Regions from separate parts of the Homo sapiens genome. Here region 1 is linked to region 2. Evidence: chromatin loops called from intact Hi-C (ENCODE). Cell type or tissue: HepG2. All regions are shown on one strand. Links, peaks and the distances in the headings refer to the core of each region. The heading gives the core; the rest is flanking DNA.

The links. A loop is a pair of places that touch in the nucleus more often than their neighbours do. Peaks named below come from ENCODE experiments on the same cell type or tissue, not always from the same donor. Only the 100,000 strongest peaks of a DNase experiment are listed, where the experiment ranks them.
Region 1: it touches region 2 in a loop (15-fold over the local background); 2 of 110 quality-filtered maps call a loop at or near these places.

Annotation. Positions count from the first base shown.
Region 1 is chr4:39,552,056-39,567,614 of GRCh38, forward strand. It overlaps SMIM14 (small integral membrane protein 14), which reads right to left. Exons shown (of 5, transcript NM_174921.3): 4 at 4,373-4,515; 5 at 1-103. The coding sequence ends at 71. The region is part of intron 2 of UGDH-AS1 (UGDH antisense RNA 1); the gene reads left to right. Among named protein-coding and RNA genes, the nearest start is that of UGDH-AS1, 32 kb to the left of the region's middle. In HepG2, for the core only: no CTCF peak of the experiment used is centred there; a DNase peak (open chromatin) is centred at 6,366; H3K4me3 peaks cover 396 bases.
Region 2 is chr4:39,460,401-39,475,959 of GRCh38, forward strand. LIAS (lipoic acid synthetase) reads left to right here. Exons shown (of 11, transcript NM_006859.4): 2 at 390-562; 3 at 1,796-1,889; 4 at 3,125-3,205; 5 at 4,646-4,802; 6 at 4,885-4,942; 7 at 7,118-7,246; 8 at 9,619-9,764; 9 at 10,836-10,906; 10 at 12,700-12,811. Among named protein-coding and RNA genes, the nearest start is that of LIAS, 9.1 kb to the left of the region's middle. In HepG2, for the core only: a CTCF peak has its summit at 9,161; DNase peaks (open chromatin) are centred at 4,862, 7,261, 9,161, 10,171 and 1 weaker place; H3K4me3 peaks cover 365 bases.

The DNA of each region.
Region 1 (15,559 bases), core at 3,144-11,143, 90 kb after region 2:
AGTACTCTGGTCATCTTCGTTCGTTTGGTCGTGCAAGGTGTTAACTATTTTCACTTCCCATATCACAAAGTTAGTCCACAGGAGGAGCTGGTGGATCTTGTCCCTGGCATTAGAAAGAAATAAATTATTTAATTGACTTTTTAAAAATTCAAAAAAATTTAAAATTTATTACTTTTTTAAAAATTGACTTATTAAATCCCAGTGCAACCAATCTAACACATAGAGAAACAACTGAGCAGCAATGCCCCCAACCATCCCATCCCAAATATATGCTTATTTGGACTTTTCATATGTTTTTACATGAGGGAACACTAGATTAAATAACACTGTGATTTTCCACCATTTGTCTCATTTTTCCCTGTAGAATGGAAGAGAGAGGGAATTTGTACAACAGTGATGTTATCACTCCTGCCAACCCCAGGAGTGATCTTCAAACCTATGAAAATATCTTCATCCCTCTTGCTAAAGTCGATTGGCTAAGCAAAGTACTGTATATTTAAAATGAAGCTAGGGACTTTTGTTTCTCAATACTGAATGTCTACGAGGATGCATGTGGCTGCAGTTGCTTCTGGTAGTCATCCTATAACCCTAAGGGGAGCCCATCTTGGAATGAAGTTGTTAGTATGAGGAAAGAAACTAGGTCTTTGATGACACTGTTGAAACTTTCTTAACACTGACCCTACCTCTGAATTTTTTTGACGTGTAAATCAATGAAGCCACTTGTTTTAAACCACTTGGAATTGACTTTTGTTAACTTGCAATAGAAAGCAAGTGAACTGTAAAGGAAAGATCAGAGTTTTTAAGATTCTCAAGATTTTATTTATTTACCCTGAAATGATACATGACGCCCGAGTTGGGGGTGATCAATATTTCTCCTTGGAATTAGTCTCAACACATTTTCTTACTTATTCCTAAGATAGTGGAACTACTATTCCTAGAAACACTGGCCTACAATGAATTAAGGTCCAGGAGAGGGTAATCTTGCATTTCTGTCATTTTAATAGTTTTTTTTTTTTTTTCCTTGAGACAGAGTCTCACTCTGTCGCCCAGGCTGGAGTACAGTGGTGAGATCTCGGCTCACTGCAAACTCCGCCTCCCGGGTTCAAGTGATTCGCCTGCCTCAGCCTCCCGAGTAGCTGGGATTACAAGCATGTGCCACCACACCTGGTTAATTTTTTTGTATTTTTAGTAGAGACAGGGTTTCACCATGTTGGTCAAGCTGGTCTCCAACTCCTGACCTCAAATGATCCACCTGCCTCAGCCTCCCAAAGTGCTGGGATTACAGGTGTAAGCCACCGTGCCCAGCCCACTGTAATGATTTCTAAGTCAGGTTATTAAGAGTTCTATTTCTTTAGCTCCAAACATTGAGGAATTTACTCTTTGATATGAAAGTAACAAAGCTATACAAAGAAAGTAAGAAAGAAGGCTAAGGAATAAACACTTTATCAAGACAATATGCAAGCTGTTTTATAAATACTCTCTTCTCCAAGAAAAAATAAAAATAAATGTAAGGCTTTTTATATAGTGCTAATAATGCCGGTTTTTTTTTTTTTTTGAGATGGAGTCTCGCTCTTGTTGCCCAGGCTGGAGTGCAATGGCGCCATCTCAGCTCACTGCAACCTCCACCTTCTGGGTTCAAGCAATTCTCCTGCCTCAGCCTCACAAGTAGCTGGGATTACAGGCACGCGCCACCATGCCTGGCTAATTTTTGTACTTTTAATAGAGACGGAGTTTGGTTATGTTGGCTAGGCTGGTCTTGAACTCCTGACCTCAGGTGATCCGCCCGCCTCAGCCTCCCAAAGTGCTGGGATTACAGGTGAGAGCCACCGCGCCTGGTCTATAATGCCTTCTTTCTTAAAGTTAGCATGCTACGTATCTTTTTTGTGTATGTTTTTCGTTTTGATTTTTTTTCTTTCTATGCTACATATCTAAATGTTCTATTCCTTAAAAAACAAAGCAAAACATTGACCAATTAACACTGCACATTTGCTTTCTCTTATATAAAAAATGAGTCTAACTGAACTTCTGATATCAACACCACAACACTGGAGAAAAGAAACAATTATTTTAGGAATTCCACAAGGTAAAGGTTGGAAAAGAGAATTAGTGGGATAATTTGGTATACAAGTGAATCTGGCCGGGCATGGTGGCTCATGCCTGTAATACCAGCACTTTGGGAGGCAAATGCAGGCACAGCACCTGAGGTTAGGAGTTCAAGACCAGCCTGGCCAACGTGGCGAAACCCTGTATCTACTAAAAATACAAAAATTAGCCAGGTGTGGTGACACACATCTGTAATGCCAGTACTTCGGGAGGCCGAGGCAGGCACATCACTTGAGGTCAGGAATTTGAGACCAGCCTGGCCAACATGGTGAAACCCCATCTCTACTAAAAATCCAAAAATTAGCCAGATGTGGTGGCGTGCACCTGTAATCCCAGCTACTCGGTAGGTGGAGGCAGGAGAATCACTTGAACCTGGGAGGCAGAGGCTGCAGTGAGCTGAGATTGTACCAATGCACTTCAGCCTGGAGGACAGAGTGAGACTCCATCTCAAAAAAAAAAACAACAAAAACAAGCAAATCTATCATGGAAATTTTCCTTTTTTTTTTTTTTTTTTTTTGATGCTCTATTACCTTATAGTTTTTTAATTATAAATTTTAACATTTATTTAAATTGACAAATAAAAATTGTATATATTTGTCATATACAACATGTTTTGAAATATGTATACATTTGTAGAATGGCTAAATAGAGGTAACTGGCAAATTCATGGAATTTTTTTTTTTTTTTTTTTTTTGAGACGAAGTTTCACTCTCACCGCCTAGCCTGGAGTGCAATGGCACGATCTTGGCTCACTGCAACCTCCATCTCCTGGGTTCAAGCAATTCTCTTGCCTCAGCCTCCCGAGTAGCTGGGATTACAGGTGCCCACCACCAGGCCCAGCTAATTTTTGTATTTTTACTAGAGACAGGGTTTCACCATGTTGGCCAGGCTGGTCTCGAACTCCTGACCTCAGGTGATCCGCCCATCTTGGCCTCCCAAAGTGCTGGAATTACAGGCATGAGCCACCGCGCCCGGCCTCATGGAAATATTTTTAAAGAGATAATATTCAAATTCAGTGTTAAAAAAAAAACATAAATACTGGTTCTGAAAAGGATTAAAAGGAATCCTTTAACAGAGGTTCTTTTTTTTTTTGAGACATAGTCTCACTCTGTAGCCCAAGCTGGAGTGTGGTGGTGTGATCTTGGCTCACTGCAACCTCTGCCTCCTGAGCTCAAACGATTCTCATGCCTCGGCCTCCTGAGTAGCTGAGACTACAGGCGCATGCCACCATGTCTGGCTAATTTTTTGTATTTTAGTAGAGACAGGGTTTCACCATGTTGCCCAGGGTGGTCTTGAACACCGGAGCTCAGGTGATCCGCCCCCCTTGGCCTCCCAAAGTGCTGGGATTGCAGGCGTGAGCCACAGTGCCTGGCCAACAGAGGTTCTCTTAAAGATAGTCCTGAAAACTCCCTATTGGGTCACTTTATCATAGTTTTAATTTAGAAGGTTCTAAAAATGGTTGTAATCATGACTATCAAGATTTATCAACATGAATGATTCCGACCTCTCCTTTTGCCAGCTCAGCTGATTTACTGTGGTACAGAAATGGAAAATGGGTTTGAGAGAAATAGGATGGGAAAATGAGGAAAATAAAATAAGACAGGCTCAGTGTCTCTACTGAATAGCTAGGACAGAAGGGGGTCAAACATTTCAACTAAAGCTACTAAGAGTTTAGGGGCTGGAAGCATGAGAGGCAAGGGATCAACTGTGAGGTGGACAGAACTGGGTAGTGGAGGATTGAGACTTGAGCAATATTGCTGTGGATTATGAAATGGATTATTTTTGATGCTTCTCATGTGAGTAAAGATTAGAATTCAAGCCTGGGCAACCTGGCAAAACCCCATCTCTACAAAAAAATACAAAAAACTAGCCAGGTGTGCTAGTGCATGCCTGTGGTCCCAACTACTTGGGAGGCTGAGGTGGGAGCCTAGGAGGTGGAGGCTTCAGTGAGCTAAGATCGCACCAGTGCAGTCCAGCCTGGGCGGCACAGCAAGACCCTGTCTGAAAAAAAAAAAAAAGGATTGGAATTCATTTTCAAATTAATTTTGGGCTTCTGGTCTGTGCTTCTTTCTGCATTTAACTCCATAAAGATTAAGCTGTCAATTAAATCTTGGAATTGCAATATTTAATAGAACTACATAGGTAGAATACTCTATGAGTTAAATATAATTTAACTAATTTAGGTGTTTTAGTCAAAACCAAGTCCTTCCCTGCCCCAGGCCACATACATTCCCTTACCCAAAAAGCATTTAAAATCTGCAACACTTACATTATGAGGACTGGTTGGCTTTCCAGGTAGGCTGGATCCTCTTAGATTAGGAGGTCTCAGTAAGAACAAGATCAATGCAATAACCATCCAGGCTACCAAGATCATTGTAACACTGATGCCATTATCACCAGAGGGTCCCGGTACTAAAGACAAACAAAAAATGTAGCATGCTCACAATATTGTTAAAAGTAAAAACAAATTCTAATGTTTAAATGTCAGTTTCAATTACTGTATTAATATAAAAATTGTATTGATAAATTACAAAAGTACATATTATATCTTCAATTTCCCTTTCCCCCAGTGAGAACATCTAAAAAGTAAATGATGTTAAATAGTCATAAACCAAAACTTAGTAAGTTTTTGTTGTTTTTGTTTTTTGAGACAGGGTCTTGCTCTATCAAACAGGCTGGAGTGCGGTGGCACAACCATAGCTCACTACAGCCTTAACCTTCTATGTTCATGGGATCCTCTCACCTCAGCCTCCTGAGTAGCTGGGACTACAGGTGTGTGCCACCATGCCCCATGCACCTAATTTTTAATTTTTATTTTTAGTAGAGACACTATGTTGCCTGGGCTGGTCTCTAACAATTTTTTTTTTTTTTTTTGAGATGGAGTCTCACTCTGTTGCCAAGGCCAGAGTGCAGTGGGACAATGTTGGCTCACTGCAACCTCTGCCTCCCAAGTTCAAGCAATTCTGCCTCAGCCTCCTGAGTAGCTGGGATTACAGGCATGCGCCACCATGCCCAGCTAATTTTTGTATTTCTAGTTGAGACGGGGTTTCACCATGTTGGCCAGGCTGGTCTCGAACTCCTGACCTCAGGTGATCCACCTGCCTTGGCCTCCCAAAGGGCTGGGATTACAGGTGTGAGCCACTGTGTCCTGCCCCACACCCCTAATTTTTTTTAAAATTTTTAGTAGTGACGACGTCTCACTATGTTGCCTGGACTAGTCTCTAACACATTTTTTAATAGTATAATAATTCTTAATATTTTGGGGTAACAGAATCATTTGAGAATTTGATAAAAATTAAGAACTCTTTCCATTTTAAGAATTCATGGGGTCTTCAACTGAGGTCTTGCAAGGCAAGCCGGCCATGCCATGTTTGTAGATTAATGAGGCTAGGGGCCCTAACTTCCCTAAGATCTACTTTTCTAGCTACCTTCTGCCCTGTGTCTGGCACCTACATCCTTCATGATTGTTCTTTTTGATCCATTCTGGATTAAAAATAAATATGAAAAGCACTCATGTATACCAAATTCCACAATTTTGTATATAATTGTGGAAGGTTTAAGAACCCACAAAGCCACGAATCCATATGAATCCAAGTTAAGACCACAGAAAAAACACTCTCCTTTGGGGGGAAAAATCTGCTTCTTAATTACAGAGGCATCATGAAAAAGAAAGGGGACATCTGGGCTGCGTAATATATACATTAAAAGACCCCTTGAATTACAGTCTCAACCAAAGAGATTAATTTGACCTTCTTTTTCACACAAAGGAGTTGAATTCAGATCTAGATATTTTAAAATTTTATCAATTTTTCTCTTCTATCAATTTTTTCTATTTATCAAGAGAAAAATGCTAGACAGGGATGTATGTGCGTATACAGGCATCAGTTTTTCCTGGTTCCTTGACATAGCCACGTCTTATTTAATTTGAAATAACAAGTGCCTAGCACAGTGCCTGACCCATGATATGAGGTTAACAAATTTCTAATAAATGAAACGTAGATTTTTTATTGAAGTATATTAGAGAACTCAATTTTCAGAAATAAAAATGGCCAGGTGCACTGGCTCACGCCTGTAATCCCAGCACTTTGGAAGGCCAAGATGGGTGGATTGCTTGAGCTCAGGAATTCGAGACCAGCCTGGGCGATATGGTGAAACCCCATCTCTGAGGGAGAAGAAAAGGAAAAATCCATTAGGTAAACAGTTAAGGCTGGGCCCCTAGAAGTGCTTGCCTGAAAAATCACAGCTGCTGCAGCTGCACAGATAAGCCTGGACAGATAAGCAGCCAGTAAAGCAAACAAGCCTTTTTGTTCTTTGTACAATCAGTGAGCTCCCAGGAAAAAGTTTCCTCCCCTTTTCAGGCATATACACAGTGGGCTCCGTGGGAACTTGCATAGGGCGGAGTGGGCTTACCTAAAAAAACCCAGTTATACAAAGAAGAGAAGCTGTGCTTTGTGCTTAGAAACAATCCCACAGCTGGAAAAAGGGAGTTGCACAGACAGCTTTTCGAAAAAGAAAAATTACTCAATCAGTTACAAGGAGGAGAGCAGTTTCTTTTTTTTGTTTGTTTTTTTGAGACAGAGTCTTGCCCTGTCGTCCAAGCTGGAATACAATGGCATGTCAGCTCACTGCAACCTCCACCTCCCGGGTTCAAGCAATTCTCCTGTCTCAGTCTCCCCTGTAGCTGGGATTACAGGCACATGCCACCATGCCTGGCTAACTTTTTGTATCTTTAGTAGAGATGGGGTTTCACCATGTTGGCCAGGCTGGTCTCAAACTCCTGACCTCGTGATCTGCCTGCTTCGGCCTCCCAAAGTGCTGGGATTACAGGCATGAGCCACCGCGCCTGGCTGCAGTTTCTTATAAAAGCATTTTGCATTCAGCTGTAACCAAGCTATCCACTTGGACTCCCCTCTCTGCAGAGAGCTTTCTCCTTTTGCTTATTACATTTTCGCTCCAACTTCACCCTTGTGACCATGCTCCTTAATCATTTTAGAGGCGAGACAAAGAACTCAGGGTGATACCTCACAAGAGAAACCAATATATGAAGGTGCATTGGTGAGACTGCAACATCTCTACGAAAATTAGCTGGGTGGGGTGGCGTGAGCCTGTAGTCCCAGCTACCCAGGAGGCTGAGGCACGAGAATTGCTTGAACCCAGAAGGCAGAGGTTGTAGTGAGCTCAGATTACACCACTGCACTCCAGCCTGGGCGAGTGAGCAAGACCCTGTCAAAAAAAAAAAAGAAAAGAAAGGAAAAGAAAAAGAAATAAAAATTATAGATTAGATTTCTAGAGGAAAATGTAGTATCCCTAGGTGATTACTAAAACAGCTTGTCAAGACCACAGCTGTTTGGTTTTGATCTCCTTGCCTCAGGAAAAAGTAAAAGAAATCCAGATAAGATGTTGAAACTAATCTGATACACTGCATTGGGTCAGTGGGTCCAGGGCTCAATTCCACAAAAGGGAAGGAATTGGTGGCACTGCTGAGGCCAAAAGGCTAGTGATAAAAGCGGACAAAGTCAAGTTAAGAGTTGCGCTGGCCCTGCTGCAACGAAGTCTTATGGCAAACAAATTAGTACAAAATATATATTAAAAAGAGCTGAGCTGGCCTAAGAGCAGGATGGATAGGAATGTAGCCTCTGTTCCAAACCCAGTCACTTCCCTAGAAACAGCTAAACAGGCCGGGCGTGGCAGCTCATGTCTGTAATCCCAGCACTTTGAGAGGCCAAGGCGGGCAGATCCCTTGAACTCAGGAGTTTGAGACCAGCCTGGGCAACATGACAAAAACCCGTATCTACAAAAAATTAAAAAAAAAAAATAGCCGGGTGTGGTGGTGTGTGCCTGCGGTCCCAGCTACTCAGGAGGCTGAGGTGGGAGGATGGCTTGAGCCCAGGAGGTGGAGGTTGCAGTGAGCTGTAATTGCACCACTGCACTCCAGCCTGGGCAACAGAGCCAGACACTGTCTCAAAACATAAACAAAAACAAAAACAAACACTTTCTTCCATTGTCTTCTGTGTCACTACCATTGTCTAACAGTTGGACACTCCTTCATCAATAATTCTCTTTTTCTTTATATCAACAGTTCTTTTCTTTTCTTTTTTTTTTTTTTTTGAGATGGAATCTCGTTCTGTCACCAGGCTGGAGTGCAGTGGCGCGATCTCCGCTCACTACAACCTCTGCCTCCTGGGTTTTATTTGTAGTAGAGCTGGGATTTCACCATGTTGGCCAGGCTGTTCTCAAACTCCTGACCTCAGGTGATCCATCTGCCTTGGCCTCCGAAAATGCTGGGATTACAGGCATGAGCCACCGCAATCAGCCAACATCAATAGTTCTTAAACTATGGTATATATCAGAGTCAACTGAAAACTTCTTAAAAATGCAGAAATCCAGGAAGCACGAGGTCAAGAGATCACCCGTGAAGCAGAGGTTGCAGTGAGCTGAGATCGCGCCACTGCACTCCAGCCTGGCGACAGAGCAAGACCCCGTCTCAAACAAAACAAAACAAAATGCAGAAATCCCACCTTCCACTTAACATATTCAGTACTTTAGTATTCCAAACAAAAATCATGAGCATCTCCCCCGCCCTACCCCCTTCCACCCCAACTACCAAACTGGATCTCTGTTCATCCAGTTGCCCAGGGCAGAACCTAAGAAAACACCTTTTTTCTTTCTCAACAGCCCTGTATTTAATCCATCATGAAGTTTCTTGCAATTTTTCCTCCTAAATATCACTTGTATCTGCCCACTTTTAGCTCCATGTCCCCACCTGCTCAAGCTACCATAACCTCTTATCTGGTCTATTGCAGTGGCCTCTTAAGGGATCTCCCTATATCTACTCCTGCTTCCCCTGTGCTCTATATTGTTTCCAGAGTGATTTTTTTTTCTTTTTTTTTAAAAGCAAATACATGTTGAGTTTCCCTGTGTGAAATGCTTGGGAATACAAGTGTTTCAGAATTCGGATTTTTTCAGATTTGGGGATATATGCAATATACTTATTGGTTCAGCAGCCCTAATCCTAAAATCCAAAATCTGAAATGTTCCAATGAGCATTTCCTTTGAGCATCATGTCAGCACTGAATAAGTTTCAGATTTTGGAGCACTTCAAATTTTCAGATTAGGGATATTCAACCTATACTATTATTTTTATTTTAAATAATAGTTAAGGCCAGACCTGATGGGGCTCATGCCTGTAATCCCAGCACTTTGGGAGGCCAAGGCAGGAAGATCCCTTGAGCTCAGGAGCTCAAGACCAGCCTGGGCAAAATGGCTGGTGCTGAACTTCTGGCCTCATGCAATCCTCCTGCCTTGGTTTCCCAAAGAGCTGAGATTACAGGTGTCAGTCAGTAGTCATGCCCAGCCATGACTTTTTAATATTCTTTGCAAGTAAAAAATTCTGAAGCTTAAGAGAGTTAAACCTCAGATTCCAAGTTTACTAATTCTTATTTCTAGACAAAGGATCCCTGATTCTTTTTTAGAATCTCACGCCGGGCACGGTGGCTCACACCTGTAGTCCCAGCACTTTGGGAAGGTAAGGCAGGTGCATCACCTGAGGTCTGGAATTCAACACCAGCCTGGCCAACATGGTGTTGGCCATCTCTACCAAAGCCCATCTCTACTAAAAATACAAAAATTAGCCAAGCATGGTGGTGCACACCTGTAATCCCAGCTACTTGGGGGGTTGTAGCGGAAAAATTGCTCGAACCCGGAAGACAGGTCGCAGTGAGCCGAGATCGTGCCACTGCACTCCAGCCTGGGCAACATAGTGAGACTCCATCTCAACAACAACAACAACCAAATAGTAATGTCCACTTCTTTTTTAGAATCTCACAATAGTAATATGACTCGTAGTTCCCTTAACTATCTCCTAGCTTGGTTCCTATTGCAGCTTTTCCTTCTTGCTTACTGCTGCCAGAAAAGTCTGCTTAAAACTGTTCTTGGCTGGATACAGTGGCTCATGGCTGTGATCTCAGCACTCTAGGAGGCCGAGGCAGGAGGATCCCTGGAGCCCAGGCGTTTGAGACCAGCCTGGGCAACATAGTGAGACCCCTGTCTCTACAAAAAAAATTAAAAAATTAGCTGAGTGTGGTGGTGCAGGCCTGTAATCCCAGCTACTCGGGAGGCTGAGGTGGGAGGATCACTTAAGCCCAGGTGGTCAAGGCTGCAGTGAATTGTAATCACACAACTGCACTCCAGCCAGGGTGGCAGAGACAGACCCTGTCTCAACCCCCAAACAAACAAACAAACAAACAAACAAAAAATCCCCTCTGCTCTTAACACATCTCTGCTGATCAATGTGGTAACTCAGTTTCCACTGCCTACTGTTTCAACTCTGGGGTTTTTCTGTTTTTATTGAGTCAGTGTCTCACTCTGTCTCCCAGGCTGGAGTGCAGTGGCACAATCACAGCTCACTGCAACCTTTGCCTCCCAGGCTCAAGTGATCCTCTCACCTTAGCCTCCTGAGTAGCTGAAATTGTAGGCGCATGCTGCCATGCCCAATTAATTTTTTTATATTTTTAAAACTTTTTTTATTTTTTAGAGACAGGGTCTCACTATGTTGCCCAGGCTGATCTCGAATTCCTGAGCTCAAGTGATCTGCCCACCTTGGCCTCCCAAAGTTCTGGAATTACAGGCATGAGCGACCCCACCTGACCCTAATTTTTGTATTTTTAGTAGAGACGGTGTTTTGCCATGTTGCCAAGGCTTGTCCCTAACTCCTGAGCTCAAGCAACCCACCCACCTAAGCCTCGCAAAGTGCTAGGATTATAAGCATGAGCTACTGTGCCCAGCAACTCTAAGTTCTTTAGCTCAGCCTTTCCTCATATGATTGGGCCTTACTCATCTAATCTTACCTCTTACCACTTCTCAGAAAATGCATCCTCTGCTCTAGTCACCCCCATACCTCTTCTTTTTTTTATTTTTTTTGAGACGGAGTTTCACTCTTGCTGGCCAGGCTGGAGTGCAATGGCACAATCTCTGTTCACTGCAACCTCTGCCTCCCGGGTTCAAGTGATTCTCATGCCTCAGCCTCCCAAGTAGCTGGGATTACAGGTGCTCGCCTCCACACCCGGCTAATTTTTTGTATTTTTAGTAGAGACTGGGTTTCACCATGTTGACCAGGCTGGTCTCGAACTCCTGATCTCAGGTGATCCACTCACCTCAGCCTCCCAAAGTGATGGGATTACAGGCATGAGCCACCGCCCCCGGCCCCTCTTCTTTCTCTAGCCAAGGATTCCCTGGCCTGGCTATGCATCAGAATAGCCTGTGACAGTATCAACACCACAGATTCTAAGGCACTGCCTAAGACCATCTGATTCAGGAGCAGCTTCGGGGTGGGATCAGGAGCCAACAATATTTTTTAAAAGCTTTCCAAATGAATCTGATGCAACAGTTGAATGCGAACTTGTCTGGCAGCATTTGCCAACTATGCAAATTCAGTCTTCCTGGGGTACTCGTTATTTCCCTGTCTGGCATGTTCTTACAACTAACTCCATTTATTCACCTATAACCTACATCCCTCTTCCATAAAAATCTCCATTTCCTCCACCCACTTTTTCCTCTGCCTTCTCTGGACTAGTATAGCATTTCTAGTTTGAAGGAATGGTTTCCCGTCTCTCCTAATTAACTTTTTAAGAACTGAGACCATCTCATAGCTGTTTGACTGTACCACCTCTTAGGTATATAATCCCTGAGCCTCAAGTTTCTTTTTCTTTTTTCTTTCTCCTCTTCCTCCTCCTCCTCTTCTTCTTCCCCTTCTCTTCCTCTTCTTCTTCTTCTTCTATTATTATTATTTTGAGACGGAGTCTTGCTCTGTCACCAGGCTGGAGTGCAGTGGCACCATCTTGGCTCACTGCAACCTCCGCCTCCCAGTTTCAAGCAATTCCCCTGCCTCACAAATAAAATGCCAAATGGAATATTCACAATGAAGCTGTTAACTTAGCTGGATACCAAGAGGATGAAAAGGTAGAGACAGAGGCTCTAAGAGCTGGCCCATCCTCAGAAGATTATTTGTATAAACTTATATAGGTTTCCGCTGGGGAAAGCAAAAACAGAACAGCAGTGAAAGTGGACAATACACCGGTATGCTCTAACCCTGTAGTTTTTGGTCCTATACAGTAATTACATTATCCTAAGCACAGCTACCAGTTTTCAAGCTGAGTCAAGGGTGATCTCTATCATTCCCTAATGTAGATCTGTTATTCTCCTACAGGCTGAGTATTCCTACTCTAAAAATCTAGAATCCTCCAAAATCCAAAACTTTTTGAGAGCTGACATCATGCTCAAAAGAAATGCTTATCGGAACATTTCACATTTTCAGGTTAGGGATGGTCAACTGGTAAATGAATCTGAAAAAATCTGAAACTGAATACACTTCTGGCTCCAAGCATTTCAAATAAGGGATATTCAACCTATACTTTCATATTGTGTTCTGCGAGGGTGCCCCATAGTGTTATTTCAGATTAGCGTTTTTTAGATAAAGATAACCTGAATGGAAAGCATCCTCTCTTTTGTTTAAAGGATTCTATTAAAAATGAAATACATGACTTTTAAGCAGGGGGCTAAGGGAAGCCTCACTAAGAAGGCACTCTGGAGTGAAAATGTAAAGAAAGTGAGGCTGTCAGTTGTGAGATTATCCGAAAGAAGCACATTTCAGGCACAAGGAACAGCGAGAACTCCTGATTCAGGAGCCTGTGGGATGTTCATGGAGGCCAATGTGGCTGAAGTGAAGTGACCTGGGATTGGTGGTATAGTGAGGTGGGATATAAGAAAAAGATTAAGCTGGGTGTGGTGGCTCACGCCTGTAATCCCAGCACTTTGGGAAGCTGAGGTGGGAGAATCACTTGAGGCCAGGAGTTCAAGACCAGCCTTGGCAACATAATGAGGTCCTATCTCTACAAAATAAAAAACAAACAAAATCAGCCAAGTGTGGTGGCACACACCTGTGGTCCCAGCTAATCAGGAGGCTGAGGTGGGAGGATTGCTTGAGCCCAAGGGGTTGAGGTTGCAGCAAGCCATGATTGCACCACTTTACTCCAGCCTGGGCAACAGAGTAAGACTTTGTCTCCAGAAAAGAAAAGAAAAAGATTAAATCAAAAGAGTAACAGGATTCAGATCATGTTGGCCTTATAGGTCATAATAAGCTTCTATTACATATTAAATAGAAAACCACTGAAGAGGGCTTTTCTTTTTTTTGGACAGGGTCTCACTCTGTCACCCAGGTTGGAGTGCAGTGGCTCAATTACAGTCACTGCAGCCTCAACCTCCCAGGCTCAAGTGATCTCCTAACTCAGCATCCAGAGTAGCTGGGGCATAGGCACAGGCCACCACGCCTAGCTAAGTTTTATATTTTTTGTAGAGACAGGATTTCAACATGTTGCCTATGCTGGTCTTGAACTCCTGAGCCCAAGTGATCTGCCTGCTTTGGCCTCCTAAAATGGGATTACAAGTGTGATCCACTGTGCCCAGACACCACTGAAGAGTTCTGAGCAAAATGCAGATGATATCTGACTCTCATTTTGACAGAACCACTCCATCTGTTGTGTTTTGAAAAACGAGAAACAGAAACACAGTGATATGGTTTGGCTGTGTCCCATCCCAAATTTCATCTTGAATTGTAACTCCCACAATTCCCATATGTCATGGGAGGAACCTGGTGGGAGGTGATTGAATTATGGGGGGCGGGCCTTTCCTGCGCTCTTCTCATGATAGTAAACAAGTCTCACGAGATCTCATGGTTTTAAAAAGGGGAGTTTCCCTGCACAAGCTCTCTTCTCTTGACTGCCACCATGTAAGACATGCCTTTCACCTTCCGCCATGATTGTGAGGCCTCCCCAGACATGTGGAATTGTAAGTCCAATAAACCCTTTTCTTTCGTAAATTGCCCTGTCTTGGGTATGTCTTAAATTAGCAGTGTGAAGACTGACTAATACAGACAGTTAAGAACCTGTTGCAATAATCTATTAACATACGAGATGATGATGGCCTAGAACAGGGAGGAGGCAGTGGGATAGTGAGAAGTGGTAGAATTTTGGATGTATCTTCAAGATAGTGCTTGCTGATAGATGACTGGACAGTGTGAGAAAAAGGGAAGCCAAGGATGAGTCTCAGAAGGATAGAACTGCCATTAACTGTTATAGGAAGGATCTCAAGAGAAGCAGAAATTCTGAAGATGTTGAATTTGAGGTGCCTTGTTAGACATCCCAGTGGAAATGCCCAAAAGACAGTCATCAGCATACAAGTAATGAGTCATGAGACCAGATGAGATCACCAAGTGAGTGAATGTCTAGAAAAGGAAATAATCCAGGGGCTAAGTCCTGGAGCATTCCAAGGATAAAAGTTAAGAGGTCTGGAGGACAGACAGACGCACCGAGAAAGAAGACAGCAGATAGCCGCAATGCAGCCAGGCACAATGGCTCATGCCTGTAATCCCAGCACTTTGGGAGGCTGAGGTGGGTGGATCACCTGAGGTCAGGAGTTCAAGACCAGCCTCGGCAACATACAGAAACCCTGTCTCTACTAAAAATACAAAAATTAGGCCAGGCGTGGTGGCTCACGCCTATAATCCCAGCACTTTGGGAGGCCATGGCAGGCGGATCATGAGGTCAAGAGATCGAGACCATTTTGGCCAACATGGTGAAACCCTGTCTCTACTAAAAGTACAAAAATTAGCCAGGCGTGGTGGCGTGCACCTGTAGTCCCAGCTACTCGGGAGGCTGAGGCAGGAGAATCGCTTGAACCTGCGAGGTGGAGGTTGCAGTGAGCTGAGATTGTACCACTACACTCCAGCCTGGTGACAGTGTGAGACTCCATCTCAAAAAAAACAAAAAACAAAAATTAGCTGGGGATGCTGGTACACGCTTGTAATCCCAGCTACTTGGGAGGCTGAGGCAGGAGAACTGCTTGAGTCCAGGAGGTGGAGGTTGTAGTAAGCCGAGATTGCGCCATTGCACTCCAGCCTGGGCGACAGAGCAAAACTCCATCTCAAAAAAAGAAAAAAAAAAAAAAAAAAAAAAAAAAGGAAGCCGCAATGTGACAATAGGAAAAAAATGTGACATGGGAAATATGGAGAAGATTTAGTTATTAAAGGCTGAAACTAGATAATTTCTCAGATTACAACTTTATCAGGAAGAAGCAGAAGGCTAAGAATTGTATGCTAAGTACTCAAAATGGGCCAGGTGTGGCAGCTCATGCCTGTAATCCCTGCACTTTGGGAGGCCAAGGCAGGTGGACTGCTTGAGCTCAGGAGTTCGAGACCAGCCTGGGCAACATGCAAAACCCTGTCTCTACAAAAAATACAAAAATTAGGCCGGGCATGGTGGCTCACACCTGTAATCCCAGCACTTTGGGAGGTTGAGGTGGGCGGATCACGAGGTCAGGAGTTCGAGACCAGCCTGGCCAACATGGCGAAACCCCATCTCTACTAAAAATACAAAAATTAGCCGGGTGTGGTGGCAGGCGCCTA
Region 2 (15,559 bases), core at 4,583-12,582:
GCGGGCGCCTGTAGTCCCAGCTACTCAGGAGGCTGAGGCAGGAGAATGGCGTGAACCCGGGAGGCGGAGCTTGCGGTGAGCCAAGATTGCGCCACTGCACTCCAGCCTGGGCAACAGAGCAAGACTCCGTCTCAAAAAAAAAAAAAAAAAAACAGATTTCCAAATCTATTCTAAACTCAGTAGTAAACAGTCAACTCTTACTCTCTTTTAGGTTTGGTTCCTTCAGTCATCTTTTATATTCTAATGCCCTAGAATACTAGAGCTCCTAGTTTGACATAATTTCTGAATCACTTTTTTGGCTTTACCCTTCCGTTTAGGTGTTATGATGGGTTAAAACTAAATTATTACGGACTCCACTAAATAAACGTCATAATTAACTCTTTCTTTAGGTATTTGGGAGATATTTTTGCAGCCCAGTCAGACCGTTAAGCTCCTTGCCAGATAAAAAAAAGGAACTCCTACAGAATGGACCAGACCTTCAAGATTTTGTATCTGGTGATCTTGCAGACAGGAGCACCTGGGATGAATATAAAGGAAACCTAAAACGCCAGAAAGGAGAAAGGTAATTGAAAATTTGAGATAATTTTAACGTCCCGTTCCTTTATTGTGCATTATTTTCAGATATAACCAAGCCCTAGAATCTGTTTTTAATATCAGACTTGTTAAATTTAGCTAAAAATCATTAGAAAGATGTGATAACAGAACTAGATAGAACAAGTAAGCAGATGAAATTTTTGGAATCTTTCTCTTTTCTCTTGCCCTTACTATGTTACACTGCCATCTCCCCATTTTCTACCCAGCATCCAACTTCTTCAGAGTAAAGATTACTGCTTTGCTACTAGTCTGTTAGATCTGGGTTAGTAGCTGTTGATGATCTAACTTGTGCTTCTCCTAGTCAATTTACATGTGACCTATGGATACCTTGCCTTAATTTAAAAGAATGATGGAATTTTATGTAGAAGGTAGATTGAGTTGAAAGATAACTTAATCCTGCTCCTTCTATATCACAAGTGGATGGAAGTCATGGAGAACCAAGGATACACAGTCTCCAGTCCAAATTTTAGATCTTTTTTCCATTGAGTAACCACTATAAAATCTAGAATGTAGAGCAGACAGTGCACAGTTGTGATCTTTCCTCAGTCTAAACAAGTAGAGTACTTTTTGGCAGTATCATTCATGAGGGATGAGATATTTGAAAACTTGCTCATTCTCTTATTAGAATAGTGTAACTCTGCCTTTGCAAAAAAGGTAGACGTGAGTATAGCGCCCTGTTACACTCCATTATTGGTGTTTTCTTTTTGTTTGTTTGTTCTTGAGACAGTCTTGCTCTGTCACCCAGGTTGGAGTGCAGTGGCACAATCTTGGCTCACTGCAAGCTCCGCCTCCTGGGTTCAAGGGATTCTTCTGCCTAAGCCTCCCAAGTAGCTGGGACTACAGGCGCCTGCCACCACGCCCGGCTAATTTTTGTATTTTTAGTAGAGACAGGGCTTCACCATATTGGCCAAACTAGTCTCGAACTCCTGACCTTGTGATCCGCCCACCTCGGCCTCCCAAAGTGCTGGGATTACAGGCATGAGCCACCACATCCGGCCATTATTGGTGTTTTCTAAAGTGGTTTGAGCAAGGCTAAATTTGATTCTGTGTTCTTACTCCTATGACAGAAATTATAAGAGTTATTCTAAGGTTATAGAAAAAATTATTAACTAGGAATTGTAATAGAAGAAATTAACTTCAAAGCTGTGTAATTATTTGGCAGCATATTTGTTAATAGATAGTTATGTTTGGCTTTCCTTAGGTTAAGACTACCTCCATGGCTAAAGACAGAGATTCCCATGGGGAAAAATTACAATAAACTGAAAAATACTTTGCGGAATTTAAATCTCCATACAGTAAGTTGTCAAAGTGTAAACTATCCCTCTTCACCAAAAGCCATGTTTCTACGTTTATATAACTTAAAAATTATTAATAAATATATAAATAATAGCAAAGAAAGTAAATATGTTAAGTGATACATTACTACCAGGAATGGAAATATATTTAGAATCATTTTTCCGGCAAACAAAGAGATTTTTTGCCCTACGAGTTTGGAAACAAGGCTTTGTTTGTTTTATATTGCAAATTAGATATATGATTTGTTGGAAAGAATATAAAATTAAATATGAAGGTATGTCACATACGCAATGCCATATATAAACCATACTCCTTTACCTTTAACTCTTCAGTATATAATCTTTCAGACTTTTTTATTTGCACATATGAAGTATATACATTCGTAAAGTTTTTAATTTAAAAATTGGATTTTGGCCAGGTGCGGTGGCTCACACCTATAATTCCAGTACTTCGGAAGGCCGAGGTGGGAGGATCACCTGAGGTCAGGAGTTCAAGACCAGCCTGGCCAACATGGTGAAACCCCGTCTCTAATAAAATACAAAAAAAATTAGCTGGGCGTGGTGGCGTGAGCCTGTAGTCCCAGCTACTTGGAAGTCTGAGGCTGGAGAATCACTTGAGCTTGGGAGGTGGAGATTGCAGTGAGCTGAGATGGCACCACTGCACTCCAGCCTGGACGACAGTGAGACTCCATCTTAAAAAATAAAAATTCAAGTCTGTCCATTCTTACATAATTATGTAAGGGAGTACACCTCTATAGGACATGCTCACTACACTCTAATCTTAATATAGAGTTGGGCAGTTTAACAGCCTTTTTTTTTTTTTTTTGAAGACAGGGCATTGCTCTGTTGTCTATGCTGGAGTGCTGTGGTACAATTGCCTTGACCTCCCAGGCTCAAGTGATCCTCTCTCCTCAGCCTTCTGAGTAGCTGGGAGTATAGGTGCACATTACCACGCCTGACTAACTTTGATTTTTTGTAGAGGCAGGATTTCACTATGTTGCCCAGACTGGTTCCAGACTCCTGGGCTCAAGCAATCCTCCTGCCTCAGCTTCCCAAAGTGCTGGAATTACAGGCATGAGCCAGCGCACTTGGTCTTAACAGCATTTTTGAATAGTGAATGTCTTCAAAAATATGTTGTAAACAATGAGAAGTTTAAAATGTCTAATCACAGTCACCAACTGTTTAGTTGGTGGATATTGTCAACCTAATGGTGTTCCATTTCCTTTTGCATACAGGTATGTGAGGAAGCTCGATGTCCCAATATTGGAGAGTGTTGGGGAGGTGGAGAATATGCCACCGCCACAGCCACGATCATGGTAGGGCCAGCCTCAACCTCTATGGCTTTAGTCTAGAAACTGAAAGGGACTATTTTGTGTCTTCCTCCTAAAAATGTGCATTATGAATCTCTGGTCAGATTTTTCATTACATTTGCATTTATGAAAAATATTAAGAAAAAACCTGATGGAATAATCCAACCTGTTGTAATCTCACCCTTCTCTGAATAAATCTATTATTGGTTCTTTCATTTATGTGATAGTTAATCACGTGCTGCCTTGAGATACCTCTCCTATCAATGTTTGGAAACATTATTCATGATTGCTTAGCTTTTTATGTGTTTTCTGTTTAACATATTCAACAAGAAGGAGCTGTGCTTTCTGTTTTTACATCCATAGAGACCTGTACATTGATCTGTCATATATTTTATGTCTTTTAAAATCATCTTTTTTTATTATTGAATAGATATAAAAGTATCTTCATAGGCCGGGTGCAGTGGCTCATGCCTGTAAGCTCAGCATTTTGGGAGGCCAAGGCAGGCAGATCATTTGAACCCAGGAGTTCAAGACCAGCTGGGCAACATGGTAAAACCTTGTCCATACAAAAAAAAAGTTTTTAAAAATTAGCTGGGCATGGTGGCACTTGCCTGTATACCCAACTTCTGAGGAGGCTGAGGTGGGAGGATCACTTGAGCCCAACAGGTTGAGGCTGCAGTAAGACATGATCATGCCACTGCGTCCCAGCCTAGACTACAGAGCAAGACCCTGTTTCAAAAAAAAAAAAAAAAAGTATCTTATAAACTGTGTAAGTTATAAAGAATAACACAACAGACACCCTCATACCTCCAGTTTGAGATTAAAACGTTAGCATTATCTTTGAATACCCCTCTGTACCCCCTAAACTGTATATTAGAATCCCATTTTTCAGTTGTGTTTCTATTTTGTTTTAAGAAATGGGGGTCTCACTCTGTCACCCAGGCTGGAGTGCAGTGGCACAGTCATAGCTCACTGCAGCCTCGAACTCCTAGGCTCAAGTAATCCTCCTATCTCAGCCTCCCTAAATACCTGAGGCTACAGGTACATGCCACTACACTAGCTAATTTTTAGAGACAGGGTCTCACCGTGTTGCCCATGCTGGTCTCAGACTCTTAACAATCCTCTCACCTCAGCTTCCAGAGTAGCTGGGATTACAGGAGCAAGCCACTGCACCCTGCTTTGTTTTTAAATTTAAATTTTGCGTCCTTTCCTGATCCCATCCCCTTTCCCCTGAACACTATTCTTATTGCTGAGTTTATTATTTCCCTTTTTAGTTTTATCACATATATTTATGTTCCTTGACTATCATTTAGTTTTGAATGTTTCAAATTTCTTATAAACAGAACCAAACTGTATGCATTCTTTGCAACTTGCTTTATTCTCTCAACATTATGTCCTTAAGGGTCATCTGTCTATTTCATTTAAATTGTAACATTTCTATTCTAGTTGATGGGTGACACATGTACAAGAGGTTGCAGATTTTGTTCTGTTAAGACTGCAAGAAATCCTCCTCCACTGGATGCCAGTGAGCCCTACAATACTGCAAAGGCAATTGCAGAATGGGGTCTGGATTATGTTGTCCTGACATCTGTGGATCGAGATGGTTAGTGTGTCATCATGGCCTCTACCAGAAACTGGCTCTAAATGATGACATCATCCTGAGCAGTGGATTCTTTTGTTTCTAGATATGCCTGATGGGGGAGCTGAACACATTGCAAAGACCGTATCATATTTAAAGGAAAGGTACTTATTTTTGCATTTGTGTAATTTAAGGACCTTTTTGGACCCATATGAGTTAAGTTTAAGTTCATTACCTTGAAACAGGGATTATTCACTTTTTGAGGAGTTTCATAGTTTTCTGATAATTCACTGGAAATTATGTACACATTTCTTTGGAAAAAGCATATTTGTATGTACAGATACATATTTGCAGAGAATTTTAGGGGCTCAGTGACATGAACTTACCCATAGACCTTTAGCCCATAGAATCCCTCCCTCATATTAGAGCATTAGTCTAAACTTTGAATAATTTTCTTTAAAAAGTATAAACCTGGTCTTCTTAGTAATGATTTTTTTTTTTTTTTGAGATGGAGTCTCGCTCTTTTGCCCAGGCTAGAGTGCATGGCACCATCTCACTGCAACCTCTGCCTCCCAGTTCAAGCATTTATCCTGCCTCAGCCTCCCGAGTAGCTGGGATTAGAGGCCCACGCCACCAAGCTCAGCTAATTTTTGTACTTTTAGTAGAGATAGGGTTTGACCATGTTGGCCAGGATGGTCTCAAACTCCTGACCTCAATTGATCCACCCACCTGAGCCTACCAAAGTGCGGGATTACAGGCCTGAGCCATCACGCCCGGCCTGTTTTTTTGGGTTTGTTTTGTTTTTTCTTTTAAGAGACAGTCTTGCTTTGTCATCTAGGCTGGAGTGCAGCGGCCTGATGATCATAGCTCACTGCAGCCTCAAACTTCTGGGCTCAAGCAATCCTTCTGCCTCAGCCTCCCAAGTAGCTGGGACTACAGGTACACTACCACGCTTGGCTAATGTTTTTACATTTTTTTTTAGAGACGGAATCTTGCTATGTTCCCCAGGCTGGTCTCAAACTCCTGACCTCAACCAATACTCCTGCCTCGCCCTCCCAAAGTGCTGAGATTATTCTAATTTTCTACAGCTCAGTACTAGTTTGGCACCTAAGCGCACTTAGTAAATTTTTTAAATGATTCCCTAGTATTTTCTATTTTCTATTTACTATAGTTCATTTTTGAAAAATCTGTTTGCAATCCACTAGGTTTATTTTACAAGCTTCAGTGGGTCTCAGCTTTCAGTTTAAAAAAGCAATAGAACCAAGCACAGTGGTTCACGCCTGTAGTTCTAGCACTTTGGGAGGCCAAAGCAGGAAGATTGCTTGAGGACAGGCGTTCAAGACCAGCCTGGGCAACATAGGGAGATGCTGTCTCTACAAAAAATAAATTAAAAAAAAAAAATAGCTGGATGTGGTAGCATGTGCCCATAGTCCTACCTGCTTGGGAGGCTGAGGCAGAAGGATTGCGTGAGCCCAGGAGTTTAAAGTTACAGTGAGCTATGATGCACTGGGCAACAGAGCAAGACCCTGTTTTTATTTAAAAAAAAAAAATTATAGGATATGTTCTTTGAATATCTCTTATATTCATGATAAGGGTGTACATGTGGTCTTTTCTACATCTGTTCTTTCAGGGAACAACTCCAGACACTTTGCCAGTGGGTTTGTGAAAAAATGTGTCAGCTGTTTCAGTCGTTTTTGCTGGTGTCAAAGGGAACAGCTCTGTGACCCAGTTCACATTATAATACTTGGATGAATAGATATAGCCACAATATAAATAGGAAGATTAATGTTTAGCTCGTACTTCGTTTAACAAAGCTCATGACTCAGCAACCCAGAAAATAGTTTTTAAAACCCGTAGCACTTGTGAAATATTTGCCTAGAGGAAGGGAGGAGAGCATGATTTGATGACTTTTTAAAGAAATCAAAATTAAAGCAATCAAATAATACTCACATTTATATAAGAAATACTTCAATTTACTTTCCAATGAGTAAAGTTTTATATTTAATGTTTTAATATTTCATATTTTAGTTTCTTGCAATTATTTACTTTTTCTAAAACCTACTTAAATTAGGTTTAAAAGTCTACTATATATAATTTGAAATTTTATTCAGTTTGCCTACAGGTGTGTTTTAACCACTGTGTACATAGTATTTAACGGTCTGCTTTTTTTTTTTTAATAATGGTTCATGTATGAACATCTGTATGTTCATACTTTTCTTGACAAAGTTCTAAAGGTTACTGTGTTGAAGCATACTGAACGATTACTGATAATTTCTATTTTGAGGAACAGGTATGTCAGTTCTTTCTCTCTGTTTGATAATTCTCTCTTTTCCCCTTAGGAATCCAAAAATCCTTGTGGAGTGTCTTACTCCTGATTTTCGAGGTGATCTCAAAGCAATAGAAAAAGTTGCTCTGTCAGGATTAGATGTGTATGCACATAATGTAGAAACAGTCCCGGAATTACAGAGGTGAATACGTGTACAAAGTAATGTTGGGAAGTTAGGCGGGTCAAAATATGCCATATATTCTTGCCTTTTCCAGGGCTGAACTTTGCCATTGACTTTTACAAAGTAAACTCTATTCTTTTTTGTTTTTTAGGCAAACTCAATCTATGTCTCTTACATAAAAATCAGAAAATATCACCAACAAAATCAGCATAAATATCACCCATAATAGTATTTCCACCCAGCAATATCAGTTACTAACACCTTAGTGTTTATATTATAAACACTATATTTATACTACATATTTGTATTTTTATATTTATAATATACTTAATTTTTATATTACAAACATTAAGATGTTAGTAACTCATATTACTAAGTTACTGTGTGTGTTTTAATACCCACAAATAATTAACATCTTTTTTCTTTTGTTTTAAAATAATATCATACTGCAAATTTCAATAAGTTGTTTGTTTCCCCCTCCCCACAAATAAAGTTTTCAAAGGAGGGAAAAAATTACACTAGAGCAATTGCTTTGGTTGTAATTCTAAAGAAAAGACTTCAAAAATATATTTGGCTGGATGCTGTGGCTCACGCCTGTAATCTCAGCACTTTGGGAGGCAGAGGCAGGCAGATTACCTGAGGTTGGGAGTTCGAGACCAGCCTGACCAACATGGAGAAACCCCGTCTCTACTAAAAATACAAGATAGCCAGGCGTGGTGGCACATGCCTGTAATCCCAGCTACTCGGTAGGCTGAAGCAGGAGAAGAATCACTTGAACTCGGGAGGCGGAGGTTGCAGTGAGGTGAGATTGCGCCATTGCACTCCAGCTTGGGCAAAAAGAGCGAAACTCCATCTAGAAAGAGAAAGGAAAAAAAAAATATATATATATATATATATTTTTTTATATTATATATATTCATATATATTTATATATATATATTCAGCACTAATATGTGTAATAAATGATGCAGAAGAAAAACTCGTGGCTCACGCCTATAATCCTAGCACTTTGGGAGGCCGAGGCGGGCGGATTACCTGAGGTTGGGAGTTCAAGACCAGTCTGGCCAACATGATGAAACCCCATCTCTACTAAATATACAAAAAATTTTAGCTAGGTGCAGACCTGTAATTCCAGCTACTCTGGAGGCTGAGGCAGGAGAATTGCTTGAACCCGGGAGGCGAAGGTTGCGGTGAGCCGAGATAGTGCCATGGTACTCCATCCTGGGCGACAGCAAAACTTTGTCTCAAAAAAAAAAAAAAAGAAAAAAACTCATATCATTCAGATGTACTTTTTAAAAAAAGTAGACACTATGCTTTCTTATTCCTAATAATTTCAGTAATTAAGACTAATCATTGGCAAGTAACACTGATGTAAGAAAAAAAGTAAGGATTGTTATCCACATCCATTCAAATTTTAGAAAAATGAACATTTTAAGCTTCGGGCAAGAGTAATATCATTTTTTTCTTTAATTTTAGCATTTAGCAGTGATTTTATTAGCTTCTACATATGATCTGTGTCATAGAGCCTGAAAGAAGTTACAGTAAACAATAACCACCATTTTCACTAAATCATAAACAGTAGAGACCATAACTTAATTTCAGTGGAGAAATTCTGTTAAAAAGTGATTTCTATAATGTCAGTTTCAGTTACTTTTAAGTTCATAAATTTGTTTCTTCTCTTTCCTGTTAACTAGTCTCCAATGAAAAACAATTACAGAAAATAAAGCTGCATTAGAATTGAAATGAAATCCAGTTTAACATCAGAAGCTTTCTGGCCTTTTGGCTTAAAGGATAAGTCATTTAAGCCATGGTGGTTTGGCCATTGTTGAAGTCTAGGACACAGCCTGTTCCAACCTCATCATGATACCACCACCAGTGGGTGCCAGTTTCCCTGGTTTCACTTAAAAACATGATCCTTTCCAGTGAAAATTCCAGAATCATGCATTTCTTTACCTAATATGTGGCAGTGTTGTATACTTACCAGCAGAGGGCAGCTTAGTCTTCAGAAAAGAAATGAACTTGAAAGTTTCAACCCTCTGACATGTGGGTTCAGCTTATTTTTTTCTTTGTTCAGTATGGAGACTCTCTTACTTCTGCTTTTTTTCCTTTCTCTTCTAATTTTTCGCTTCAGAATTCTGGTTTCTCAATGCATAAACTGAAGTAATTTCTTCCATTCTACTTTTCTCTGCCCCAGGCTTGAGATAGAACTAGGGAGCCCAGTGAGGCCTTTTCTTTCCTAAATTAACAGGCATCTGTGCATAAATGCTACCTTTGAACTATGTGATTTAAGATAATGTGCAGAATGTACTTCTCTGGTCTTTCAGGTTGCTTGCATAACTATGTACTTGGTTGAACTTGTAATTCTTGCTGACAACAGTCCTGCTGTTTTCCAGTAAGGTTCGTGATCCTCGGGCCAATTTTGATCAGTCCCTACGTGTACTGAAACATGCCAAGAAGGTTCAGCCTGATGTTATTTCTAAAACATCTATAATGTTGGGTTTAGGCGAGAATGATGAGCAAGTATATGCAACAATGAAAGGTAAAGAAATTGAAAAATGAAAAATCTTTCCCATGTAATTTGAGTAATAGCAGGAACCCACTCACTTTGAAGGCCCTTCTAAGAACAAAGAAAAGTATATGGTTATAGATGGCAGCATGAAAAGGAAACCAACTTGCACATGCACCCTCAAATCTAAAATACAAGTTAAAAAAAAAAAAGCAAAGGAAATAAATTTTCTTGGAATTTCATGGAGTGATATGCATGACGCTCAGGATACAAAATTTATATCCCATTTTATTCCCCATCCTTTGCATCCACTGAAAGCATGATTTCATCCACTTTTCTCATTCTATCATTGGACACTTTTGGAGAGCCAGCCTGGTACCAGGCACTGACAGTTCATAGATCAATGAGACTAATCCAGGCCTCTGAGAAAGAGCTTACTTGTAGCATTGTCACATAACATGGTGTGCTTTGGACTTTGCTGAACTTTAGTCCCGTAAGTCCATTTGCTTTGTGATTCTTGGACTTTTTAAACTTTGGAATTTCAAAGTTTTAATTTTAGCTGAGGACCCTTGGACTACTTGTAGTTATTTAGTGGTTCAAAGAGTAATAAGTTCATATAATAATCAAGACCTGCTGTTTACCACATTGCACACAGTTTATTAGAAAGATTCTGATATGTCATAGTTTAAATCACAGCCCCCATAGCATATCTTGTGCATTGAGTAAAAGCCTAATGCAACATATTTGCTCTATAATATAGGTGCATTGAGGTTTTTGCATATACCATTTCCCATACCTTTTCTACCAGACTCCTACTCTAAAATACCCTCCACTACTATTTTAGCATTGATTCCATAGTATTAGAAGTATTTATCCTTGTATGTATCAGCCCTACATGACTGTCTTAATTATTATTGTTTTCAGTCCTTACCACAGTCCCTGGCACATAATACTTTTGAATGAATAGATGTTGTCTTATTCCCCAACATGAAGATTATGGACTGTCATAAAGTTCACACCGTTTTTAAATATTCCTTAGGAAAATTATGCTTAGATCTACAATTAAAGTATTTGCTAATGTAATTTGTGCTTTTCTTCCTACAGCACTTCGTGAGGCAGATGTAGACTGCTTGACTTTAGGACAATATATGCAGCCAACAAGGCGTCACCTTAAGGTACATGTATCTTGATTTGCTTTTTTTTTTTTTTTTTATTTTTAAAGATGGAGTTTTGCTCTTGTCGCCTGAGCTGGAGTGTAGTGGCACAATCTCGGCTCACTGTAATCTCTGCTTCCTGGGTTCAGGTGATTCTCCTGCCTCACCCTCCTGAGCAGCTGGGACTACAGGCGGGTGCCACTACATCCGGCTAAAATATACATATATATAATTTTTTTTTTTTTTTTTTTTTTTTTTTGAGACGGAGTCTCGCTCTGTCGCCCAGGCTGGAGTGCAGTGGGGCAATCTCGGCTCACTGCAACCTCCACCTCCCAGGTTCAAATGATTTTCATGCTTCAGCCTCCTGAGTAGCTGGGATTACAGGCACACACTACCACACCCGACTAATTTTTTTGTAGTTTTAGAGACAAGATTTTGCCATGTTGCCCAGGCTGGTCTCGAACTCCTGAGAGCTCAGGCAATCCACCCGCTTCGGCCTCCCAAAGCGCTAGGATTACAGGCGTGAGCCACCGCACCCAGCCAATTTTTTATATTTTTAATAGAGATGGGGTTTCATCATTTTGGCCAGGCTAGTCTTGAACTCCTGACCTTAGGTGATCCACCCGCCTCAGCCTTCCAAAGTGCTGGGATTACAGGTGTGAGCCACTGCGCCCAGCCCATGTATAGCTTTTGACTCCCAAAAAAACATAACTACTAATAGCCTTCTGTTGACCGGAAGCCATACCAATAACAGTCAATTAACACACATTTTGTATGTTACATGTACTTATATATATACGTATGTGTGTGTGTATATCTGTATATACACACACACATATACACACACACACACACACACACATATATACACATCTTATTCTTATGATAAAGTCAGCTAGAGAAAAAATTTTTTGAAGAAAATCATAAGGAAAAGAAAATATATTTACTAGTCATTAAGTGGAAGTGGACCATCATAAAGGTCTTCATCCTCATCATCTTCATGTAGATGAGGACAAGGGAGAAGAGGAGGAGTTAGTCATGCTGTCTCAGGGGTGGCAGAAATGGAAGAAAATCCTTGTATAAGTGGGCCTGTGCAGTTACCATGTTGTTCAAGGCTCAGCTGTATTCTTATAAGTCCCAGTTTTCATTTTATTATCTACATAAATCAGCTACGTTTGCACATATTTGCTGCCTCCCCCATTCTCTTCACAAATTTCACAACTCAAGTGAACCTAGAGAAAAAGAATTTAAAAGTTGGGAAATGGCACTCATTTACACTTGGTTATTGTGTAACTTGTTTTTGTTATGTTAGAGCCAGAGGCGAAGAAAGAATGGGAAACCATTCTTTCTATTTCTATCATGGACATTTATCCATTCATTCAAGAAGCTTGTGTTGAGCAGTGACCATGTGCCAGTCACAGTGCTAAGCAGAAGATACAAGTTGAGTAAGACAGTCTTGTCCTCAAGAATCAGATAAGCATGAGTAATTCTTGAATTTAGCTGTTAACGAAGGAAAAATATAGATAAATAATATCTGTAGATAATCTCTTCTTTCTCTGTCCTTTGGAATAGCCATTGTAGCACAAAATTGATATGCTTCCCTGTCTCTGTAATTCCCTGTATTTACATCCCAATAGAGTGGCCAAAAAGTAACCAGTAAACACGTAGTCAGGGAGGAGGGAGAGGACAAAAGCCTGGGGGTGGGGGCAAGATAAATTACGCAGTGAAGAGCATTCTGCATACATAGGTATAGACTTTCTGCAGAATCAAAGTGGAATTCTAAAATCTGATCAGAAGTAATTATTTAAATCTAGGTTGAAGAATATATTACTCCTGAAAAATTCAAATACTGGGAAAAAGTAGGAAATGAACTTGGATTTCATTATACTGCAAGTGGCCCTTTGGTGCGTTCTTCATATAAAGCAGGTAAGTTAGATTGTGGGGCATGGTTTCATTTAGGCCGTTAACTTTCCACATTAAGTTCTACCACCAGTCACTAAAACTCTTGACAAATTCTAATACCTTTGGTGGTCTTGGTAGAGGGCGTAGTTTTTCTTCTGGAACATCCTTAGGAGCTTTGCTCCATGGGGATCATATTAAGAAAAGTTTCTCTTAATCTTTTGTTTCTTAAACAAATTCAGCCCCCTGCTTTGTAACTCAGCTACTATAGTAAAAGCAGAAACAATTAGTTTATTAATTTTTTCTATGTGTAGATTTCAGTAGTAGGTTATTCAGAAATGACAGAGCATGTCAAGCATCTAATAGGGTTTTCTGAGAAATACATATTTATTTGGAAATGATGCCAGCTGCATCTCCAGACTCAGTTTCAATCAGTTTAAGCACTGAAAAGTATCTTATTTGATAGCATTGCTTGCATCATTAAATTTCTTTGTATTTTTCCCCCAGAGGCAACAGAAAAATATCCATAAGATTATTTTTCTCCGTAGGAACGTTTAGTTGTTTTACTAGCTACAATGCAAATTTTTTTTACTTTTGGAATTTCAGCTCTTATTTTAATCAATAGCTTGAATTGATTTATGAAAAGAAAATCATTTTCCAAGGGATAAAAAGTCATGTGATAATGATTGTCGGAGGATCCAAAAGAACATATCTGAAGACCGAATTTAATCTAGAAAGTGTTTATGATGTCCCTGTCAGTTGGACTTAACAATTATAATGATTAAGAATAAATTGGCTGGCCAGGTGGGGTGGCTCACACCTGTAATCCCAGCACTTTGGGAGGCTGAGGCGGGCAAATCACGAGGTCAGGAGATCGAGACCATCCTGGCTAACACGGTGAAACCCTCTCCACTAAAAATACAAAAAAATTAGCCGGGCATGGTGGCGGGCACCTGCAGTCCCAGCTACTCGGGAGGCTGAGGCAGCAGAATGGCATGAACCCAGGAGGCCGAGCTTGCAGTGAGCCGAGATTGTGCCACTGCACTCCAGCCTGGGCAACAGAGCAAGACTCTGTCTCAAAAAAAAAAAAAAAAAAAGAATAAATAGGCCAGGCAAGGTGGCTCATGCCTGTAATCCCAGCACTTTGGAAGGCAGTTGGATTACTTGAGCCTAGGAGTTCAAGGATGCAGTGAGCTATGATCGTGTCACTACAGCTCCAGCCTGGGTGACAGAGCAAGACACTGTGTCTCAAAAATAAAATAAAAAAAAGAAACAGCTAGGCCAGGTGTGGTGGTGTGTGCCTATAGTCCCAACTTCTTGGGAGACCGAGGCAGGAGGATCGCATGGGCCCAGGAGTTCAAATACAGCCTGAGCAACATTGTGAGATCTCATCTCTTTATTTTTTATTTTATTATTATTATTTTTTTTTTAGATGCAGTCTCTCTCCATCGCCCAGGCTGGAGTGCAGTGGCACAATCTTGACTCACTGCAACCTCTGCCTCTCAGGTTCACGGCATTCTCCTGCCTCAGCCTCCTGAGTAGCTGGGACTACAGGTGCCCGCCACCACGCCTGGCTAATTTTTTGTATTTTTAGTAGAGACGGGGTTTCACCGTGTTAGCCAGGATGACCTCGATCTCCTGACCTTGTGATCCGCCCACCTGGGCCTCCCAAAGTGCTGGGATTACAGGTGTGAGCCACCGCACCCGGCTGACCTTGTCTCTTTAAAAATAAACTAGGTATTGGCCAGGCGTGGTGGCTAATGCCTGAAATCCCAACACTTTGGGAGGCCGAGGTGGGCAGATCACAAGGTCAAGAGATTGAGATCATCCTGGCCAACATGGTGAAACCCCATCTCTACTAAAAATACAAAAATTAGCTGGGCATGGTGCTGCGCACCTGTAGTCCCAGCTACTCGGGAGGCTGAGGCAAGAGAATAGCTTGAACCTGGGAGGCAGAGGTTGCAGTGAGCCAAGATCCTGCCACTCCACTCCAGCCTGGCGAAAGAGCAACACTCTGTCTCCAAAAGAAAAAATATATATACAAAAATTAGCCGGGCATGGTGGTGTGTGCCTGTAGTCCCAGCTACTTGGGAGGCTGAGGCAGGAAAATTGCTTGAACCCGAGAGACAGAGGTTGTGGTGAGCCAAGATCATGCCACTGCACTCCAGTCTGGGCAACAGAGCAAGACTCTGTCTCAAAAATAAATAAATAAGTAAATAAATAAATAAACTAGGTATTTTTTTTTTTTATCTAAAGTGGTGATGTTTTAAATGATTGCTTTATATATTGGGGTCTAAATCTTAAATATGTTTAAATTAGACAAATTCTATTTGAAAAAATTAATGCTCCAGTATTAGTAATATTCTGTATGTTCCTAGTTCCTATAAAGACATTTAAGGCCGGGTGCAGTGGCTCACGCCTGTACTCCTAGCACTTTGGGAGGCCGAGGCGGGTGGATCACTTGAGCCCAGGAGTTCAAGACCAGCCTGGGCAACATGGCAAAACCCCATCTCTACAAAAATACAAAAATTAGCTGGGTGGCTGAGTTGCTGGGTGGTGGTGGGCACCTCTAGTTCTAGCTACCCAGGAGGTTGAGGTGGGAGGATCACCTGAGCCCAGGAGGTTGAGGCTGCAGTGAGCTGTGATCGTGCCACTGCACTCCAGCCTGGGTGACAGAATGAGACCCCGTCTCAAAAATAAATAAATAAAAATAGTAATTTAAAACATTTTAATGAACTAGTAGCTCATCATAGTTTGAAAACCCAAGAATTTGAT